Linked DNA regions of Mus musculus: region 2 is linked to region 1. A link is a loop called in an ENCODE intact Hi-C map of the cell type or tissue named here. Cell type or tissue: left cerebral cortex. All regions are shown on one strand. Each heading gives the region's core, and the rest is flanking DNA. Links, peaks and the distances in the headings are about the cores only.

Region 1 (8,338 bases), core at 39-8,038:
AAGAACGCAGCAAACCGGAATCTTCTGCGGCAAAACTTTATTGCTTACATCTTCAGGAGCAAGAAGCAAGAGCCAGAGCAAGAGAGCAAGAGCTCTATTGCTTACATCTTTAGGAGCCAGAGCGCAAGAGCGCAAGAGTGCAAGAGCAAGAGCAAGAGCTCTATTGCTTACATCTTTAGGAGCCAGAGCGCAAGAGAGCAAGAGCCAGAGCAAGAGTGCAAGAGCTTTATTGCTTACATTCAGGAGCAAGAAGCAAGAGAGCAAGAGCTCTATTGCTTACATCTTTAGGAGCAAGAAGCAAGAGCCAGAGCAAGAGTGCAAGAGTGCAAGTGCTTTATTGCTTACATCTTTAGGAGCCAGAGCGCAAGAGAGCAAGAGAGAGAATGGCGAAACCCCGTCCCTTTTTAAGGAGAATTATTCTCCGCCTAGGACGTATTACTCCCTGATTGGCTGCAGCCCATCGGCCGAGTTGTCGTCACGGGGAAGGCAGAGCACATGGGGTGGAAAACTACCCTTGGCACATGCGCAGATTATTTGTTTACCACTTAGAACACAGGATGTCAGCGCCATCTTGCAACGGCGAATGTGAGGGCGGCTCCCCACAACCATCTACCACGGGCTCTGGCACCTCACAATAGTACCACAGGCTGGGCAACAAGACTTCAATGGATGGTCCCTTTATGGAGGATGTTCAATACCCAAACTGTGGCACCCAAGGAAAAACAAATGCAGCGAACGGCTTCGTCTGAACTTTTCTCATATGTCAAAAGACAAACCCCATAAAAGGAAGTCACTTGTTCCCCGGTAACCTGTCAACAGTGAAAATGAACTCATCTGACAGGAAGTTAATGAGGCTGATGTCATTTCCAGGCAGACACTGTCACGGGCTACTGCCCAATCTTCCGAGGACCTGGGTGGGTTTACTACCAGCCACTTACTCTCCTCTGCTGTGCCTACAAGTCCATTCTCTTTTCCTGGGGGATGGGAGCTTCTAGATGCGCCTAGGGTTGGAGGAAACTGGCCCTTACTTTGCACATAGCAAAATTGTATTCTTTTTTTCTTGTTAAGCTGTCAGTTGGTTTTATAAACTTAGTTATTATGCCCTCATAGTATAGAGGATACATGTCTCATCAGGTATAAAGAAAAGTAAACACACATGTATGTGCACACACATACATACAAATAAATTAATAATAAAAATAAAATTGTGAGATTCTAACATATGGATTTAGAAACACATATTCAAACCATAGTACTAAGCATTAAGGAAATTGAGCATCTACTAAAGGCTGGATTTTAAATAGTAAATCAGGCCAAATAAAATCTTGATCACAGTCCTACCCTAGCTCCAACTCCAGCAATCTGATACCAATGAGTGACCTGAGACTGGTTGCAGAGAAAAGCTGTTTTGTGACAAACATAATAAGGAAAGCTACATTCTCTCTCCCCGTCTGACTTGGAGGTGAGCAACTCTCCTACCATTCGTGTCATCGAACTTAACCAGAGCCATGAGTCTGTTTATCAGTGGCATAGCCCAGGGAGAGGCAAAAGATGGTGGCTAATGAACACGTGAGGTTATACGGAGACCCAGGTCTTTTTCTTCCTGTTGCTATAAGGAGCTGGGGTCATAGCCCTAAGGGATGAGCATGGTCACTGTGCACAGTCAGAGATCCCTAAGCCTCCCATCCTCACAGAGAGGCAGAGCTTTTGTCAGTGACACCAGTCAAGGCCTGCTGAGTTCAGCATCCGGAGTCTCTTTCCACACAACCCGAAATGACTCAGTTTCAGAAGAGCATCGTGCTGACTTCAGCCTTCCTTCTGAGCCCCCCAGGCTTACACTGACCAACACATCAGTCAGTAGTGTGTGCTCCCATCGGACACCTTTGCTGGAAAGACTAGGGGACACAACCTGTATGCAAAGTCAAATCCAACAAAGAGAACCTGAGCAAAGCATCTGAACAGAAAGCCACCACCGTTCCCAAAGACCATGAACACATGACAAAGAGTGCAGAGGAAGTTTCTACTGGATAGGCAAGAAAATAAAAACATCTGAGTACATTTTACCTTATTTGCTGACAGCACCCATATCTGTGGAGATTGCTGTGTGCGTATAATTGCTGTTTTTCATTGTATTTTACCCCACTGACCTTGTTTTAAGTTAGAATGCAGAGCAATGGCTTTCACGATGGCCTTGTTCTGCTTACGTGTCATTGTGCTTTTCTCTCCTTTCCCCATACTCTGGGCTCCTTCCCCTTCCAGAAGGTTCTCTTTCCCTTCTGTTCTCATGTCACCTGTATTCCGTTACTTCCCTCTCTCTTAAGATCGTTTCTCCTGACTCTCTGTGCAGTGAAGGGTGGTCAGCATGGGGACTCACAACTAGTTAAAGTGCAGAGTGTCAGTGAGGTGCTCAGCCAAAAAGGTGACATCTGTATCAACACACACACACACACACACATGCACACACAGAGAGACACACACATGCACACACACACATGCACACACACATCAACACACATATACATACACACACAAACATGCACACACAGAGAGACACACACATGCACACACAGAGAGACACACACATGGACACACACACATCAACACACATATACATACACACATACACACATATACACACATACATACACATATACACACACATACAAACATACATATACACACAAACACACACATACACACACACACATACACATACGCACATGTTCAGGGACCATCACAAGGAGGAGGGGGAGCAACAATTGTAAATCCAGAGGGTGAGAAGAACCAGAATAGAACAGTGTCTTCATGGCACTGCACTGGTGAACCCACAGTGGCCTGCATATGATCAAGTCAGAGTCCCAGCCTGTGAGACCCCTCCTCTATTGAGGAGCTGTGGGCAGGTGCTGGCTTCTGGAGGAGAAAGAGTCACTTTGTCTAAGAGACAACCATGCTCCTGGGAATGGCTGCACACTCATGGATATATGAGACCAGCACAAACTGAGTTATTAACAAAATAAAACAGGAGGGGGTAAGGATTTGGGGAGTATCTGGCAAGAGTTAGGAGGAGGAAAAGAGAGAATATGATGAAAATACATTGTATGGAACTCTCAAAGATTAATTAAATATATCTTAAACTCCCCTATCATACACATAATTTTAATAAACACATTAATTACCATTTTCTTTTTCCCATTCTCCTACCCTCAGAGGTATGACACGTGTAATGATATATAATAATGTTTTAGAAAAATAATATTTCTAGTTTTGCCTTAATTAGTGCTTAAGTACACACATATATTTGTATTGAAATTAACTTGCTAGGAAAATCCTTAACTTTTGCAAGGGCAGTTATTGAGACAGGGCCTCATTAAGTAGCCTAGCTGGTCAGGAACTCACTCTGTAGGCCAGGATGGCTTCTAATTCATAGAGATCCACCTGTCTTTGAATGATAACAAAGTTTCATAAATAATTTATAGCTATACAGTTACTTCTCAAGATCTCAAGTCATGGTGTGTGTGTGTGTGTGTGTGTGTGTGTGTGTTGCTAAAAATCAAACCCAGTGTTTCACCCACACATGCTAAGCATACAGCCTTTCAGTTAGTTATACTACTCAGGCTTTATATTTTCATATATTAAAGTCACACATGCTTGTGTATGCATCCAATTTGACTGGGTCTGGCATGTTGAGAGGAATTCACTACTGGCATTTGATATAAACGATAGGAAAAAGGCAGAGGGGACGCCCTTTGCTTATTCGTTAGTCACTGGAATGTGGAGTAGGGCAACTATCTTCTGTACATATGTCATTGCAGTGCTGAACATCCAAACTAACCTTCTAGCCCTGTAAGTATGCTATTTGTAGTTCAGGTCATTTAACCAGAGGACAATGCTTCAAAGAAAACAACAACAACACACTGATCCGGTTTAGCACTGCAGAGGACCACAGGGAGAAAGAGACAACAAAGGAAACGATAAAGAGGTCGAGAAAAGAGAAAACTTAGTTTCCATTTGTTCTAATTTCTACAAGAGTTATTTAGTCCTCTAGATTTACTTAGCCAGCATCTAAACAGCATCTAAACTCAGGGACGGCTAAAGTGAAAGGGGAAAATGATCTCTCTGCTCCATCTAGTGTTAAGTTTTGAAACAGCAGTTCTCACTTCCTAGTTACCTAATTGGAAACGGAATGAGGAATAGGATCAAGTCAAGCTCCCTCTGTACAACTGTGAAAGCATTGCAAACAATGCATTCCTAGCATCGTGTGCATGTTTTACAAGGTCGTTGAGGCAATCCTTAAGTCTAAGGCACGGCAGCAATTATGATGGGGTCATGCCTTGGAAGCCTGACTCTGGCTTAGATTGGGTCTGCCACAAGCCAGCTTTAACATCATAGTCTGTCTGGAGTTGCATGTGATTATACATCATGTGTGATTCTGGGTGTGAGTGGAGGACAGATGGAAAGAAGGAAGAAAGGAAAATAAAAAGGCAGTCATAAAGGAACCAGAGGATAGAGGCATATTGCATCTGTTAGATCATACTCCCTAGCAACCTGCCCCCCTCTCTCCCTCTCCCTCCCCCTCCCCCTCCCTCTCTCTTCTCTCTCTCTCTCTCTCTCTCTCTCTCTCTCTCTCTCTCTCTCTCTCTCTCTCTCTCTCTCTCCCTCTCTCAAGCCCGATCATGCTTCCTGTAGAGCTCAGGTCTCTACCTCTTCTAAAACTATAACAGAATATTATAAACAAACACTCTTCCTTATCTCAAACAACTCTGATACCCACCCAGAAACTGTCTTTGAGCTATGCCAAGCTAACCACCCTCCCACTTGGTGGAGGATGGGGAATGTGTAACATAGGAATAGGGGACTTTTGCCTCCTTCCATGTTACATACTCTTATAGTCTCTCTCCCCCTGTATGCTTCCTGCATCTTGCTACCCATGGCAACCAACTCCTCCTCTTTCACTTTAAGCTATCTCTGCTGATGTTCTCCTATTGTCTATAATTCCCTTACCACCAAGGTCCCGTCAGTTTGCTGCTGGTGTGATGTACTAACTTCATAATGCTGCCTTACCTCTGGGTAAGGCCAATCATGGCCTACCTGGTTTTAAGGCTATCTCCCCTAATGCAGCTCATTTCTGAAGGGCGATTGTGTCTGCTCCTTTCCTGAATCTGCCACTCCTGTTCCTAACAATCCATATCATTATGTCTATTGAGGGCAAATGGACAGATCTGATAAACTACACTGCCATGAATGCATCTTACTATAAAAAAAAATCTGTTGAAACTTTATTAAACAGGATAGTGACAACGGCAATGGCCACTAGTTGAATATGTGTTGTTTGTCATATGTCCACACATGGTTTTATTTAATCCATGCCATAGTCCTCTCAGGCAGAAATTATCAGCAGCATTCTTCACATATGGAAAATATGAGACTTCAAGACCTTAGTAGCCTTGCACAAGGTCCCATAGTCATTCAATGATAAAACAGCGATGCAGTTCTCCGATTTCCCATTATCAAGCTCCACGGTGCTCTCATGGACCGAATGCCTCTTTCTTCCAGAATGCTTTGGAATCATGGCCAACCATGGCTACATAGCTGGAATCCTTAATCTCCTTTCTGTCATGTTCACTGGAATAGTATTATATATACTAAGGCAACCATGGTGCAGAACATGGGGAGGGATGGGGATGGTTGTTTCAAATGTGGATCCCAGGTCATAAAGTGAAGAAAAAGAAAGTTAACTTTACATAGCATTTTTAGATGTCAGGATGGATTTGCTTCTGTGAAAACACGTCATCACACAGGACCAAATAATGGCAGGCAAAGTGTTGGTTATGGGAGAATCAGATGGTGTCACTATCAAGTGATCGTTTCTATAGACACTCTTCAGAACTCGACAAAGCATCAATTAAGATTTTAATGAATACATATAGAAGAGTGTTGGCCAACATTGTTTTTGTTTGTTTGTTTTTCTTTGTTTCTTTAGGTCTGTAAAACATCCTAGAATTGTTTGATTTGAGGCAAAACTATCTTTTATTGCTAAAGCTGATAATTCTAACACATTAACCCTGTTACATAGCACAATATTGAAATATTTCATTTACTTCATTTACTTCTTCTAACAAAGATTGTATAGTTGATCTTTTCTGTCATAAATTAAGGAGAGAGTCATTAGTAAATAGCACAAAAAAGAAAAGGTTATTTAAGACATACTCTGCTATAGGAGGTATCATTTTTTAGGACTGCAGCCAGATAATAAGTTTGCACATCCTAATTGACAGAAGCTGGTCCCTAGGGATGGACCTTTGAATGCTCAAGACATCCCTGGTTCCAGCCTTTTCTTTCTGCTTCTGTTTGCCATTATCTATTCTATTTATAAAGAGAGCATTGGCATACTAACATATCCTGTATATTAATATTATTAGCATATTAACTTATAAATACATTTAATACAATTAGCACATTTAGCTTATATTAATAAAATAATTTTATTATTAAAATAATAAAAGTATTTTCATATGACTTTCCTCAGTTTCCAAAGTTGCATCTATGAGACAAATTCTCTGAAATGGATTTGCTAAATTAAAAGATATATTATTGGAAATCCCTTATATGCACAAAACTCACTCTGAGTGACATACGCAGGAACTCTAGTGAGCAGGAGATGCAAATAATCAATATGAAAAAAGTGTTCAGCTTCATTCATTTAAAATAGGCAACCAGCGTTATGGTATTTCCCAGTTACCAAGCTATCATGATGTAAGTCTGTTTGAGAATATGGGAACAATAAAAACCACAAGATCACCTCGTTAGATGCTGAGGAAGCATTTGACAAAATCCAACACCTCTTCCTGATAAAAGCCTTGGAAAGATCAGGAATTCAAGGCCCATACCTAAACATAATAAAAGCAATAAACAGCAAACCAGAAGCCAACATCAAACTAAATGGAGAGAAACTCAAAGCAATCCCACTAAAATCAGGGACTAGACAAGGCTGCCCACTTTCTCCCTACCTATTCAACATAGTACTTGAAGTCCTGCCAGAGCAATTCGACAACAAAAGGAGATCAAGGGGATACAAATTGGAAAAGAGGAAGTCAAAATATCACTTTTTGCAGATGATATGATAGTATATATAAGTGACCCTAAAAATTCCAACAGAGAACTCCTAAACCTGATAAACAGGTTCAATGAAGTAGATGGATATAAAATTAACTCAAACAAGTCAATGGCCTTTCTGTACACAAAGGATAAACAGGCTGAGAAAGAAATTAGGGAAACAACACCCTTCACAATAGTCACAAATAATATAAAATACCTTGGCGTGACTCTAACTAAGGAAGTGAAAGATCTGTATGATAAGAACTTCAAGTCTCTGAAGAAAGAAATTAAAGACAATCTCAGAAGATGGAAAGATCTCCTATGCTCATGGATTGGCAGGATTAATATAGTCAAAATGGCTATCCTGCCAAAAGCAATCTACAGATTCAGTGAAATACGCATCAAAATTCCAACTCAAGTCTTCACTGAGTTAGAAAGGGCAATTTGCAAATTCATCTGGAATAATAAAAAACCTAGGATAGCAAAAACTATTCTCAACAATAAAAGAACCTCTGGTGGAATCACCATGCCTGACCTCAAGCTGTACTACAGAGCAATTGTGATTAAAAAAAAAAAACAAAACAAAAACAAGAACAAAATGCATGGTACTGGTACAGCGACAGACAGGTAGATCAATGGAATAGAATTGAAGACCCAGCAATTAATCCACACACCTATGGTCACTTGATCTTTGACAAGGGAGCTAAAACCATCCAGTGGAAAAAAAGAGAGCATTTTCAACAAATTGTGCTGGCACAACTGGCAGTTATCATGTAGAAGAGTGCAAATTGATCCATTCTTATCTCCTTGTACAAAGCTCAAGTCTAAGTGGATCAAAGACCTCCACATAAAACCAGAGACACTGAAATTTATAGAGGAGAAAGTGGGGAAAAGCCTCAAAGATATGGGCACAGGGAAAAAAATTCCTAAACAGAACAGCAATGGCTTGTGCTATAAGATCAGGAATTGACAAATGGGACCTCATAAAATTCAATGCTTCTGTAAGGCAAAAGACACTGTCAATAAGACAAAAAGGCTACCAACAGATTGGGAAAGGATTTTTACCAATCCTAAATCTGATAGGGGACTAATATCCAATATATTCAAAGAGCTCAAGAAGCTGGACTCCAGAAATTCAAATAACCCCATTAGAAAATGAGGTACAGAGTTAAACAAAGAATTCTCAACTGAGGAATACCAAAGGGCTGAGAAGCACCTGAAAAAATGTTCAACATCCTTAATC
Region 2 (8,338 bases), core at 143-8,142, 800 kb before region 1:
CTTAAACTCAGTGGTATTGTGTCTCTGTACTAAAGATTTCCAGTGTGTATGGTACTGTAAAGAATGACTGGTTTTTTAATTCCCAAAAAAAGAGAGAGTAATCAGCATAGAAACAAAACTTAAAATGAAGCTGAGGAGGGGGGGTGCTGTGCTGGAGAGATGGCTCAGCACTTAAGAGCACTCGCTACTCTTCCAGAGGACCTGGGCTCAGTTCCCAGCACCCATACCAGGCAGCTCACAACTGCCTCTAACTCCAACTCCAGGACATCCAACATGCTTCTGGCCTCCTCAGACACTATACACACATGCCAAGAAGCACACGTACCCATAAGATAAAAGCAAATAAAGAACAAAAAGAGGACCGAACTGAAATAGTTGCCTTGACTGAATGCTTACTTTAAAATGGACGGGTGAGAGAAGAGTACACTGAAATAAATTTGTGGAGTTGACTCCAACTCTGGCTACTGTAGAGGCGAGGCTAATTTTTCTCTTGTCACAAAAACTATAAAAGCAACATCAAATATATAATTCCATGTCTCAGGATAGAAAGTACATATAGGGTCAGGAATCTAGCCTTGGCTACTGTTCTCTTTTTCTGTCGGTTTGAAACCTCACTTTAAAAAGGTAAATGTGGTGGTTTGAATTTAGTGGCATCTCTTACCAGACTTTGAGGGGTATCTTTTACTTCTATTATTGTAAGTGGTGCTTTAAAAATGGATTTATTTAAATATAATACAATGGTTTATTCATATGACTATAATCTATAATCAAACTTTTGGGATATAGTTCAGCTTCAAATACAAATATTGTGGTTCAGCAAGATTGTTCCTATCAAGTCTAAGACCCTGAATTCAGTCCCTAGAGCCCACACGGTTCTAAGAGGAAACTGAGTCCCATAATTTGTCTTTGATCTCCTCACACAGGAAAGAAAAGGAGGAGAGGAGAGAGAGGGAGGAGAAGGGAAGAAAGAAAGGAGGGAGAGAGAGATGGGGAAGACCTGGTATAATAAGCCAAGAGCTATTGAATTTATTATTAAATTGGGACTGGAGATATGGCTCAGCAGTTTGGAACACTTGTTGCTTCTGAAGAGAACCCAGTTTTGGTTACCAATGTTCACATGTGGTCCACAGCTACCCACAACTTTAGTTCCAGGAGATTTGGCATTTTCTTCTGTGTCCCAAGACAGCAGGCACACATAGGCTTCACATTCAGGCAAAACACACACACGAATAAGTCTTTGGGAAGTTACTCTTAAATCAATGGAATATGACAGCTTTTGAACAGGAAACTGACAGTGGTCACACTTATGGTTTAAAGGATCGTACATCTAGCAACAAGAAATGATGGAAGTCCATGATGGAACAAGTCCATGATGGAAGAGGGCAGACGAAACACAGAGGCCAACTAAGAGGTATCTTTACCATCTGGGCAAGACAAAGTAGTGTGAAATCAAATGGACAAGAAAGAGAAGGTAGGAATTATTTTTATACTACTCCGGTGGCTTATTGCGTGGTGTGGGGAGAGTGTGTAGAGGACAGAGACAGCTTTTAGCTTGCTGCTTTGGACCCAAACTAAGATGCAGGAGGTAGGAGACAGTGTTAAACAAAGTAACTGATGTGGAGCTTAAGGGTACATGAATGTGAAACTAAAAGATAAGCAGTCTGAGCCAGACGCACACAAGGAGTGTCCTTGGCGAAGTTCTGATGCCAAGGCTGCCGGCATCAGAAATGCTTGAGGACATTTCTAATGGAATCTGATGCCCTCTTCTGGTGTGTCTGAAGACAACAACAGTGTACTCAAATACATTTTTAAAATTTTTTTATTAGATATTTTCTTTATTTACATTTCAAATGCTATCCTGAAAGTTCCCTATACCCTCCCCCCACCCTGTTCCCCTACCCACTCCAACTTGTTGGTCCTGGTATTTCCCTGTACTGGGGCATATAAAGTTTGCAATACCAAGGGGCCTCTCTTCCAAATGATGGACAACTAGGTCATCTTCTGCTACATATGCAGCTAGAGACACAAGTTCTGGGAGGTACTGGTTAGTTCATATTGTTGTTCCACCTATAGGGTTGCAGATCCCTTCAGCTCCTTGGGTACTTTCTCTAGCTCCTCCATTGGGGGCCCTGTGTTCCATCCTATAGCTGACTGTGAGCATCCATTTCTGTATTTTCCAGGCACTGGTATAACCTCACAGGAGACAGCTATATCAGAGTCCTTTCAGTAAAATCTTGCTGGTATATACAATAGTGTCTGGGTTTGGTGGCTGATTATGGGATGGATCCCCGGGTGGGGTAGTCTCTGGATGGTCCATCCTTTTGTCTTAGCTCCAAACTTTGTCTCTGTAACTCCTTCCATGGGTATTTCTTTCCCGTACCCATATACATTAAATAAATAAGTAAATAAATAAATCTTTAAAAAAAAAGAGAGAAGAAAAGAGTGTATCAGCTGCCACACGCAGAACTCCAGACACTAGGAAGACCACACGCAGAATTCCAGACAGTACGAAGGATGGTCTTTAAGGTGGAAGAAGAGAACAGTAGAGTTGAGGTGCTGCTGAGGGCCACAGATGGGGACTACAGGGCTCTAGCATCTTTGTCACTGACCCTGACCATTTCCAGAAGGCAAAAAGGCAGCCCTGAACCATGATAAGGACAGAATGAATTAGATCCCATCAAAGGGCTGGCCAGATGGCTCAGTGGTTAAGAGCACTTGCTGTTCTCACAGAGTATCAAGGATACATTCCCAGCACTCACATAGGATGGTTAACCACAGCCAGTAACTTCAGTCCCAGAGAATCAATGCCCTCTTCTGTGTACCTGTACACATGTGGTGCACAGATACACACTCAAGCACATACACATGAAGCAATAGATAAATCTGTAAATATACATATTTAAAAGTAGGAAGACCTCCTCCCTCCCCAGCTTCTGTATAGAGATTTGACTCAAGGGAGCATTCTCAAGGAACACAGGCAAACAGCCGTTGAAGCAAGAGCAAGAGAGAGACACGCAAGGTCACAGGTGTGCTGGTTTATTGCTTTAGACTCGTGTCTTTTCACTAAATGCTAATGGCAGTTGAGGTAGGATCTTTGGACAATGAATGAGCCATAGGGCTCTGCTTTCATGAGTGGACTACTCTCATCACTAACACTGAGGGAACACAAAGGTTAGTCAGAAGGAAGGGGGTCACTAGAATGTAGTCCTGCATCCTGTGCATCTGGGAAGGCAGGTGTGTTCGTACACAAAAGTAACTCTATAACCGCAAAAAGTCAATAGCAACAGAGTTGCAGTCCTGCAGCACTAGCGTTGGAATTCCAACCTCTCCTAGAGCAGCTGAAGGGTGAGCAAGTGAAAGGATGATCCATTATGACGAGACAGCGGTGCCTGTTAGTCATAACGGCTTAACCAGCCCTCACAGTCCCTCACCATGAGATGTTCTGTGCTCTGACCAGATAAGCTTGGACATTTTAGCTTCTAGAATGGCAAGAAATAAATTCTTTGCCATAAATTGCCTAGCCTCAACTACTCAGTTATAACAACAGTAAACACAGTAAAGAACAATTTCATTTTTAAAAAGGAGAGAAAAACTTCTTAGTAATAATTTTTAATGACTTATGGTATTTCTTTATTTCTGAATATTTTTTATTGAAAAATTGTATTAGTTTTTGAGATTATAACATAATTATATCATTTCCCCTTCTGTTTCCTCCCTCAACGTCCTCCCATATACTCCTCCTGCTTCTCTTTCAAGTCCATGAGCTCTTTTTATTTATTTATTTTTATTTTTTTATTATTGGGCATTTATTTCATTTACATTTCCAATGCTATCCCAAAAGTTCCCCACACCCTCTTTATTTCTGAATATTATGTGCAAGTTTTTTTGTTATTCTGAAATGAGCAGGATTAATATTTCAGTAAAATGATACTTGCCCGGGGTTTAAAATATTTTCATAAATGTCATTTATGCCAACTTCATACAGTAGATGGCAGAAGAGATACAAAAGAAAAAAGTTATAACTCCGGCATGGAAGGTGATGTTACCAACATGTGTGTGTGTATCCATGCACATGTGTGTGTCTATGAGCAATTTTACTTTGTTCTAAGTAGCCCCTCTGCATTGCAAGTGTCCTAAAGAGAGCACAATTTAACTTTAATGTAGGTCCCTGTGTAGCATGGACTGAGCAGGCTAAAGTTTACTCTCCACTATAAGGTCCCCTATCTAGGCAAAAGGTCAAGTGCTCCAGAAGGCTGAAGCTAAAAATAGGGCATGGCTCTTCAGGAGCTGCAGAAGTTATTCAGGGGGAGGTGAGTCACACCAAGACAGTGCCCTGCACCCTCCATGCACTGGGGTAACCTCCTTCACCCGGGAAAGCAGGTTGGGTCTTGCAAAAATGGTTTTAATTATAAGACTAACTTCATTAACAACGTACGGCAGTTCCATTTCTATGCCACCTTCTGTCCCAAAGGCCAGCTTCCCCTGGACATCAGAGGCGAGGCTGCCTGCTATGCATTGACATTGGGCCCCCAGGGAGAGCAGCCCAGAGATGGAGCATTTTAAGAGTCCAGCCTGTCTGAAAGCCTGTCCGGGAATGTTGGTAGGACTGTGGAATCTATAAGAATGGCAGTGGCCAACCCAGAGGGGCAGGACATGAGTGTGGGAAGGATTTGTTCCTGATCCTTTCATTGTTGCCTTTCTGGAAGTTTCTCAGGAAATCCAAGTAGTTAATGCCCGTTGAACTGTTTACAAGCTTGAAGGTCTCCAGAAAACAAACAAACAAAAAACACCGAAACACTCCATTTTTAATGTACAAGGCATGCATGTTTCAAGACCAAAATGAAATATTACCCTTCAGCCTGAGAGAGGGTAAGCTGGACCATTACTGTACCAGTTTCCCACGTAAATCACATGTGGGTCTTTACATTATTTTTTTCTTAAGAATCTCATGGGCTGGGATGTGGGTCCATTGGTAGAGGGCTTACCCAGTGTGCACAAAGCCCTAGGCTGGACACTCAGCCTTATATAAACTAGATGTGGTGATACACGCCTTCTAATCTAAGCATTCCAAAGCAGAGAAAGGAAGACCAGAGGTTCAAGGTCATCTTTGGCTACATAGTGAGATTGAGGCCAGCCTGGGCTACATGAGACTGGATCTCATTTCCCCTGATCAGGAATGCCAATACCACTCAAGGATCTGCAAATACCTTGTTCCAATGTAGAAATGGTGTTAGTTAATCCCAGCACTCAGGAGGCAGAGGCAGGTGGATTTCTGAGTTCGAGGCCAGCCTGGTCTACAAAGTGAGTTCCAGGATAGCCAGGGCTATACAGAGAAACCCTGTCTCGAAAAGCCAACCAAAAGAAAGAAAGAAAGAAAGAAAGAAAGGAAGGAAGGAAGGAAGGAAGAAAGAAAGAAAGAAAGAAAGAAAGAAAGAAAGAAAGAAAGAAAGAAAGAAAGAAAGAAAGAAAGGAAGAAGGAAAAGGTGTCAGGAGGTGTTAGTGTTACAAAACAAATTCATATCAAACACATCGGCTTACATCGAAGTGGGGAAATCTTTGCCTTGGTTTCAGCTGCTATCTGCTGACATTGGTAGGGTTGGTGACAGCTATGGTCTGTCCATACATTCAAGGGTTTCACATGATAGTCATAAAGATATTAGTACAGACACGGAAGTGGGCAATGAATGCTTACTAAGTCTTCTTAAGACTGTTGGGTAGGGGTCCCTCAGGCAATAGTTCTCAACCTGTGGGTTTTAACCCCTTTGGCAAACTTCTATCTCCCAAAATATTGACATTATGTTTCATAACAGTAGCAAAATTACAGCTACGAAGTAGCACTGGAAATAATTTTATGATTAGGGGTCGCCACAACAGGAGAAGCTATATTAAAGTGTCACAACTGTTGAAAGGCTGAGAGCTACTTCTCCCAGAGGAACAGAACCAATGTATATTTCAAATGGGAGTCTCAGGATGGGCTCACATCATATAGGCTGGGAAGTCCAACATTGGCTGTCTGTGTGCTGGAGAACCCAGTAGTGCATGCTCAGCCCACCAGCATGGTGTCTCTGCAGTCCAGATAGGAGATTTCCCGAGAGCCGCTGGTCTTCAGTTTATATCATCGGAGCCTGAAGATTCTGGGTTCTCCTGTCAACAAAGGAGCAGCTGGGAAAACCACAACAGACAAATCCAACAGCCAGGAACAAAGTCAAGGGCAACATTGTTTCTCCTCAGTTGTCTGGGTTGATCCTGGAAACATCCTCAGACACCTGCCCAAGGGCATGCCTTTAGTTGACTCCAGACCCAAACAAATCTTAGCTAAGATTGATTATCACAGGAACTAGATAACAGATCTGCAACATTCTAACTCTCCGAAATCACTAGGTTCTAATCAATCAGCTTTCCAGACTAGTTGACATAGATTAGGCTTCATTCACTGTAGTTCACATGGTTCTAATTGTATGCTTGTCAAACATGAACAAAAGGGAGTCCCTTTGTGTGGGCTGGTGAGTGGTCATGAGGAAAGGTCTCAAGCCCTGAAGACCCCAAGGGAGAGAAGCAAGCCTCAACGAAGTGTGTTTAAGGAAATGTGTTCCGTGTCAGGAAGTAGAGACAAGAGGGATGTGTGATGCTCCTGAGCATGAGATGCAGCGGCCACAGATGGAGTTCAAGAAGCAGTGTTTTGACTTCCTGTACTCATTCTATTTCCTCCCTACTCTTTACTATTTTCATAAAGTGTTTGGAAATTCCTAGCCATCTTTCAACAGTGATACAGGAACCAGGGAAATGCCCTTAGACCTCCCTGGGCCCAGAATGCTAGCAGGAGCTGCTACCTATGGGACTATGGAGGGATGGGACTATAGGAAGAGGGATCTATGGGAAGCAGGGATCTAGGGACTCAGGGCTGCAGCTCTTTTTCCTTATACAGTCACTTCCTTGGTGATAAAAATTAAGGATGCCAGTTGGGTAACTTCAGCAAAATTAGATGTTTTCTGCAGTATCTTAAATGCAATGTAGAGACCCAGTTCAAACACTATACTGTATCCTAAGAATCAGAAGAGCTATTTTCAAAAAGTGTTTGGAAATTATATTGAAACTATATTGAAAACAATATCAATAACACCATTGTAGGGCTGCACAACTCCATAGTCTGGTTAGCTTTCCTTTGAATCAAAACAAAGTTATCTTAGAAATGTAATAGTTCAGATCAATAGATTATTTGAAATAAACTTACATTGATAATCACCATATATCTTTATCATCTAAGAAGTACAGATGAGATGCTGGAGTAAACATAAAGTGATTGGGGGGAGGGTGTTGGCAAGAAGTGAGAGACACTGCCTCAAGGTTACAAAATATACAAGCAAACTCCATCTAGAAGCTAATTCCATCAATACGGTAGGTTAACACCGGGCAGGCAGTCTGAGCCACAAGCAGGGGTGACTGCCATGAGCCTCCTGCTAAGATGGCAGTCACATTCAGGGCTTAGAAAGAAGAGGTCCGGAAGGCAAAAGCCTCTTACATCACCCAGAGTCTTCAAGGACTTGCTCCCTTCACAAACACATCTCGTGGACCCCTCAGAGTTTTGTTGGCCAAAGTCATTCAGGCACCACCCCTTTCATAGCTCAGTGTGTGCCTACAAAATGTTCACTCAAATGTGGAGAAAGTTGAAGGTGGTTTTGATTTCTGGGAATGTTTTGATCTGTTGCTTCTCCCCTCCCCTCGCACTTCTCTTCTCCCCTCCCTTAAATCTGACCTTGGTGTCTCTACACAGCACCTCTCCTGGAGGGCAGGCAATAGCTGTGCCCAGCGTTAGTGGGTACAAGAAGGTAAGGGTGTTCTGGAACAAGCTTGGTGCAGCCTGAAGCCATGACAGGGTGCGCACACCCAAAACTGCCCCTTTCCTGCTTCATCAGCTCTTACCTTCCAGAGGCTGAGGGAGCCCCACTGGGGTTGCAGGTTAAGAAGGGGGCAATGAGATTTAAAACACAAAGCTGCACAATTCTGTCACTACCCGTTTCCCAGCCTGCCCCGGGCTCCTGTCAGATGGGTCACCTACTCGGTACAATCTCCACTGCTGCCCCTACAAGTATTCTTTGGGGGCTGCTCAGCTACTGGAGTTTCTGAGCACTGGGATACAGACGTTGCCACTAGCAACAGGAAAATGCCCAGCATCCCTCCTGGCAGCTCCTGAAGCTCTAGGAGGGGAGCAGAATAGTGATGTCGACTTTGGATTCCCGCAGCGCCCTGCCTCTTCCAGCACCCTGGGCACCTGCCAGGACCTGACCTTCCCAAGAAAGCTCTAGGAGAGCAGGGACTGCAGGGGCCACCCTGGCCTCCG

Evidence for each region. Peaks named below come from ENCODE experiments on the same cell type or tissue, not always from the same donor. Only the 100,000 strongest peaks of a DNase experiment are listed, where the experiment ranks them.
Region 2: it touches region 1 in a loop (8-fold over the local background); 2 of 42 quality-filtered maps call a loop at or near these places.

Annotation. Positions count from the first base shown.
Region 1 is chr8:45,435,181-45,443,518 of GRCm38, reverse strand. No RefSeq gene overlaps it. Among named protein-coding and RNA genes, the nearest start is that of Tlr3, 29 kb to the right of the region's middle. In left cerebral cortex, for the core only: a CTCF peak has its summit at 4,133 (motif pointing left); a DNase peak (open chromatin) is centred at 4,151; H3K27ac peaks cover 232 bases.
Region 2 is chr8:46,232,817-46,241,154 of GRCm38, reverse strand. No RefSeq gene overlaps it. Among named protein-coding and RNA genes, the nearest start is that of Slc25a4, 26 kb to the right of the region's middle. In left cerebral cortex, for the core only: CTCF peaks have their summits at 1,782 (motif pointing left), 3,792 and 3,995 (motif pointing right); a DNase peak (open chromatin) is centred at 4,089.